Linked DNA regions of Homo sapiens: region 1 is linked to region 2. Evidence: chromatin loops called from intact Hi-C (ENCODE). Cell type or tissue: mucosa of descending colon. All regions are shown on one strand. Each heading gives the region's core, and the rest is flanking DNA. Links, peaks and the distances in the headings are about the cores only.

The links. Peaks named below come from ENCODE experiments on the same cell type or tissue, not always from the same donor. Only the 100,000 strongest peaks of a DNase experiment are listed, where the experiment ranks them.
Region 1: a loop joins it to region 2, with 5 times the contacts of the local background. A loop is called at or near these places in 3 of 110 quality-filtered maps.

Annotation. Positions count from the first base shown.
Region 1 is chr4:38,230,175-38,233,086 of GRCh38, reverse strand. No RefSeq gene overlaps it. Among named protein-coding and RNA genes, the nearest start is that of LINC02513, 140 kb to the left of the region's middle. In mucosa of descending colon, for the core only: a CTCF peak has its summit at 1,153; DNase peaks (open chromatin) are centred at 1,236 and 2,516.
Region 2 is chr4:38,674,086-38,676,997 of GRCh38, reverse strand. The region is part of intron 1 of KLF3 (KLF transcription factor 3); the gene reads right to left. Among named protein-coding and RNA genes, the nearest start is that of KLF3-AS1, 11 kb to the right of the region's middle. RefSeq lists a silencer at 1,340-1,389. In mucosa of descending colon, for the core only: a CTCF peak has its summit at 1,277 (motif pointing right); no DNase peak of the experiment used is centred there.

The DNA of each region.
Region 1 (2,912 bases), core at 139-2,638, 440 kb after region 2:
TTGTTCTACTAGGTGATGACTTTCACTAATTCATCCAGGATATCTGTAGGGCCACCAGTTGGGTGGGGGGAGCTGTCTGAACAAAACTTACATCTATGTGTCATATAAAGTGCCTGCAAAAACCCCAGATACCCAGGACCTGTCCTTCAACAGAGAATATTACTAATCACAGCTACCCACAGACACCTTATTTTCTATTGCTCATTATCCATTTCTGATGTTAATTTAGCCACATCAAGGGCAAGTTCTTGTTTAAACACTATGAAGGCTCAAAATGAGTTTAATGTTTGCAACCTAAGACCAAGGCAAGTCTGGAAGACTTATGAAACCTAGGACTGGGGCTTTAGATTCCCTTCCCTTCCAGTCACCATCTGGTGCACTGTGCATGTTTAACCACATTCTGTTAACATCCTCAGTTCAACAAGTATTTATTGAGCACACTCGATGTGTAAGGCACGGGGAATACAACTGGGAGTAAGGTATGGTCCTCACCGTCACCTCATTAGCTGGCCGTCTTGCAGAAGAGAGGAGATGAGTGCTCACATAACTATAAGCAAAGACAACATATATATTTTGAGAGAGGTGCCCAAAATTTGCCAAAAGACTGCATCCAATCCGAGGGGATAGAGAACATTTCAGACAGAAAGAACAAAGGCACCGTGGCTGAATAGAATAGGATGTGAAACCTGGAGAGATATAATGGGAAACTTGGTAGGGGATACGTTGTGGGCAGCTTCCAGGGCCAGGCTGGTGAGTTTATTGTTGAACCCAAGAATGGCTGAAGACTTGATGAAATACATCACATCCATGTTGGCCACCCATTTCACTGGGCCCGGAGTTTGAGGTTTGCTGAGAGGTTAAAGTCACTAACAGCTTGAACATCCTCAAAAACAACTAGAGGTAAAAGATGCCCATGAAAAGTGGCTATGACTGCAAGATGGTTTCTATGACTATCACCAAGAAGAGGTACTACAAGGAGCCTGAGTGCGTGGGGAAGAGGAGGAAGAGCTGTTCAGCAACTGGTGCAATTGCAGGCATCTCGCGTTGCAGACTACCTCGTCAGCCCTGGCTAGATAAAGAGAGATTAAGTAGTGTCATGGTCCATCTTGGCCGATGTTGATGATGAGGTTTTGCCTCTCCAGGAAGTAGCATCCCTGTAGGCTGCTTATGGTAGGGCAAGGCCCTGTACACCACACCTTACCTCACCCCCACACCTCTTCCCCAGGCTGCACCTGGCCTTTGGCCTCATCTGCCCCACCTAGTTACACCCATGACTCCAACTGTGGCCAGAAAACACGTTACTATCAGGCAATTACAAACAAAAGAAACAAGGAAATTCAAGTAGTACCAGATTTCAGCTGGACTCACATGAGCTCCTCTAGCACCATCTGCGTGCCTCTGGGTTTCTGCTCCCCAAACCCTCATGACATGTGAAATGATCTGTTCATGGGTCCGACTTCCCCACGGGGCCATAAGCTGTGTTGTGCCTTTTCCTGGGTGTACCCCAGTGCCTAGTTAGTCCACTGATAGCACACATTAAGTAGATGCTACAGCTTTTCCAAGTACTGAAATGCTTCTCTTCACCCACACTTGACATACTATCTCATTTAATTCTTCCAACAACCCAACCCTCCAGGATAGGTGCTATTAGCCCACTTAATAAGTAAGGAAATTGGAACTCAGAAAGTTTAAGTAATTCCTCCAAGGTCACACAGCTAGGAAGTAGAAGAGAGAAACTAATATCTGTCTGATGCAGCCCCTTCTTGTAGGAGCAGGTTTATATGCATTGCATGGAACTGAAAGCCAGGTTTCCAGAATAGATAAGGCTTCTGCCTTGAGAAAGGTTCCTTCCGGGGTAAATGCTTGGGAAATCTACCCCGGACTGGTGTGTGGCAGAGACATACCGGACCTTTGTTTATTGTCTTAGAACTCTGTTTGAAACTGAATTTTAATATCTAGGCCTGGGTTACTGGGAATTTGTGGAAGCTGCTCTGTAATTCTTTCATCTGGGTCACACATGCCCGGCCAGGTGAGAGCTTCTCCGAAAGCCAAGACCAGGGGCCTGGACAAGTGGGAGGGACTTGCAGATGGGCCTCCGATACCTGTTGGCCCCCAGGAGTGCCCTCAGCCACAAGCATGATTGCAGAGCACAGCAGCATTGGAAGAAGGATAGAGCTAGCTTGGAGGTTAATGAGAGTTTGAGAGTAAGAATATCGGCCTAGGAAAATTCACATGAGTATGGGGTCATCTGTCACAGGGAAGTCTTTTCTAACTCACCAGGGATTGAATCCCACAACCCCTTCAGATTTTTCCAAGAAAGAAAATTGAGCCTCAGTCACTGCCGGATGATGACCAACATCTCCTTTTTCCAGGACCACATCCCACAGTCCAGCGCCCAGACATATCACGAGGCATGTCTGAAACGGCCTGGTTTATTGGCACTCTGACCCCAGGTCAGGAGCCAGAGATAAAGAGTGTGACTCCAGGCTCTTACCTTGGGCTTGAGTAAGAGCAAGCAGGGACCCGCCCTGCTGACACCAGTCCCAACCATCTGGTTCATCAGGATGAAATTGTTTTTGTTTGCGGCCGCACCCACTGCTGCACCTAAAGAAACAGCAGGTAGCAGCATCAAACCTGGTTTGAACCTGGCCCAAAAGCATGCACTCAGAGCACAGGAGACCCAAGAGGGACCCAAGAGAGCAAAACTTCTGTGGAAATCCAGGTGGCCGCAAAGGACAGAAATGAGAGGCCACCAACCTAAAAGCATTTCCTTTTGTACCTCCATGAAGACCAGTTAGGGAACTAGTGAATGATTTACAGCTACGCTGTTTATACAAATGAGCACATTAACTTTCTGGATCGCTCAGTGGCAATAAATTAAGAAGACACAATTGCAATGCAAAATTCCAGGA
Region 2 (2,912 bases), core at 246-2,745:
AAAAGCGAAACTCTGGTCTCAAAAAAAAAAAAAAAAAAAAACACACTGGCACTAACAGAACCTGATTTGCTTTTACTAAAAAATAATTACAAGGGTATGTTTATTTGCCCAGAAATGTACCTCAAAGTAATCCAAATGTTGATGAAGGGATGTTCTCATTACAGAAGTATTTAAGTTAATAAACAAAGAAGGAATGATAGGATTAGAATACCTATTTTTGAAATTCCTAACTAAATAATGCATCCCTGGACATTAAAAAAAAAGTCCGTGCAAAATTCAAATATCACAAAGAATAGAATCAAACTCACTATTTCACATGTCTACAAGCACTTTGTTTCCAATTTGGTAGCTTCTGATAATAGCTTTTAAATGATGATGCTTTTAGTGATAGTCACAGGATATAAAACAAGAAGATAAAGGACATGCAAAGAAAACGTCTGGAACCACACACCCGAAACTGTTAACAGGAGCTTCTTGGGAGTGGCGGTGGGTGGGACAGCTTTCTACACATCTGTGTTCTATTTTTAAAGTTTATTATTTATATGTATTTTTATTTTGAGATGGAGTCCCACTCTGTCACCCAGGCTGGAGTGCAGTGGAACGATCTCGGCTCACTGCAACCTCTGCCTCCTGGGTTCAAGGGATTCTTCTGCCTCAGCCTCCAGAGTAGCTGGGATTACAGGCATGCACCACCACTCCTGGCTTAGTTTTATACTTTTAGTAGAGACGGGGTTTCACCATGTTGGCTAGGCTGGTCTCGAACTCCTGACCTCAAGTGATCTGCCTGCCTCAGCCTCCCAAAGTGCTGGGATTACAGGTGTAAGCCACTACACCCGGCCAAGTTTATTATTTCCATAATCAAAACTTTTAACAAAGACAAGATAGGGAAGCCAAGCTAGGAAGGAACTAAATTTAGAAACAGAATCAAACACATGAACAGAAATGAGGCTTCTGTTTATGTATTTGCAAAAAATTTCTATACTTTGCACCCATATCTCTGACTACAGGGACCACTTTTGTCATTGGTACTAATTTGTTTACAGGTTCTGATCTACAATCATAAAAGAGTGACTGTACAGTCTTCAAAGTGCCTTCCACATAACTGAGAAGTAACTTAAGCCCTGGAAGAATTAGGGTCCCTAAACTTGGCAGTCTTTGGTACCCATGGGCGGCTCAGTGCACTGGGGTTATTACCATTCTGAAAGAATGCTAAGTAAACCACAAATGCTTAGAAAATCTATCATACAGTACTGACGGCAATCTGAAGCAGAACCAGTAGGTGGCGCACTAAAACAGGCATTAGAGACCAGGACACCGGCAGTAAATCAATCCAGTTGGCCAACCTCGGGGTCTTTAAACCTAGTGGGTTTTAACCAGGCTCAGGAATTCTATTAATCATTTTATGTGGGTATCACAGAGAAGAGGAGGCTCTAAATGTGGTTCTATTTTTTTCTGACGACTATTTTCCAATCATAAACACATTTACATCTTCATTATATTTAACTAGCTTAGCTAGCTTTAGAAATACATTAGCTAGTCTTAGAAATACATTCTAATGCTAAACTAAGCAATACCAGGATAACAAAACTGCATCCAAAAGGGGGGGGAAGGGCAAAATTGTTTTTATGAAAAATTCTAAGTTATTGAGGTGCTTAAAAGCAAAAATATACAGGAACATCACCACCGCCAAAATAATTTTCCATAACTGGAGCAAATGCCATCTTCCCCAGCTGTGTTATTTTGCAGAGAAAGGCCAATAAAAATGAATGGTCCTCAAAAAGGAGAAACAGATTTCCCTTCATGCTCTTTCCACCTGCACTTCTGACTTTTCAGATGTTAAAATAAGGGTCAAATTTCTGTCAAAATGCAAGACTGCGTGATTATAGATTAAAAGGGTTGGTGAATCATTGACATGAAGTTTCAGAAGTAATGCAGTCCTGCTTTGGAGCCCTATCCAGTGGTGTCTGAGACCTATGCACAATGGCTTTATGGAGTGGGGAGCGGGGCTGCAGGTGAGCTGCAGGGCTTAGAAACACACACACAGTCCTTCATGGAAGACGAGGTTAGGGGGTTACTAAACCTCCTCTGAAAGCAGCTTGCCTGGAGGCTAGAGCATGATTTATTACAGAAACGACCTTACAGACAACTGCCTGCCCCTTCCTGAGGGAGGAGGAAGGTGGAGAGAGAATGTGTACGTATCAGGAGCAGTTTCCTGTTTCTTGGGGTTAGAGCAAGACCTGCCTCTGACGTTCTCCCTTCTCATCTCCCTATTTCTTCCTTTCTCCATGCCCTCATTTCTTCCCACAGATCCTCAAAGGGTGCCTGCATTATCTTCCCCAACCCAGGACTGACCCCGAGGCTCCAAATCACCTGCCTTCCTCCAAGCAAACTTCCGTCTCCCAGCTGACCTCGGCTAGGCATACGGAGCAATACACTAACACACCATCGCTAAGCCTCCCTTTCAACTCTTCTAAGTTTTTGGATTTTTCAAAGAGAAAACATGTTATCTTCCCCTACCCTTACTCCCCAAAGGAACTTAAGGCAAAAAAAGAAAAAAAAAAAAGGCGGTGTGTGCATGTGTGTGTGTAATTCTTGGCTAGGAAAACTGGGCAGGCAAGCAACATCCCTGTAGCTAAACTTCCTTTCCAGAGAAACTTTTCTCTCTTCGTTTCTTTACCCAAATTCTTCAAAATCCCCCAATGGCTCAAGTATTATTTAAGGACAGTTGCCCTAGCCAGAAATACAGGGGACAGGCAACAGATGTCAGCAGGCATTTTTAAGCTGGAGGCTCCCTGAAACAAAGCTAAGCACTGGCACCTACCTGGAATTTCCTACCTAGACATTCTTGGAAATTTTCATGCCACTCTGTGATTTTCACCTGTCCTACTCTTCTATGACTGGTTTGAAAAGGA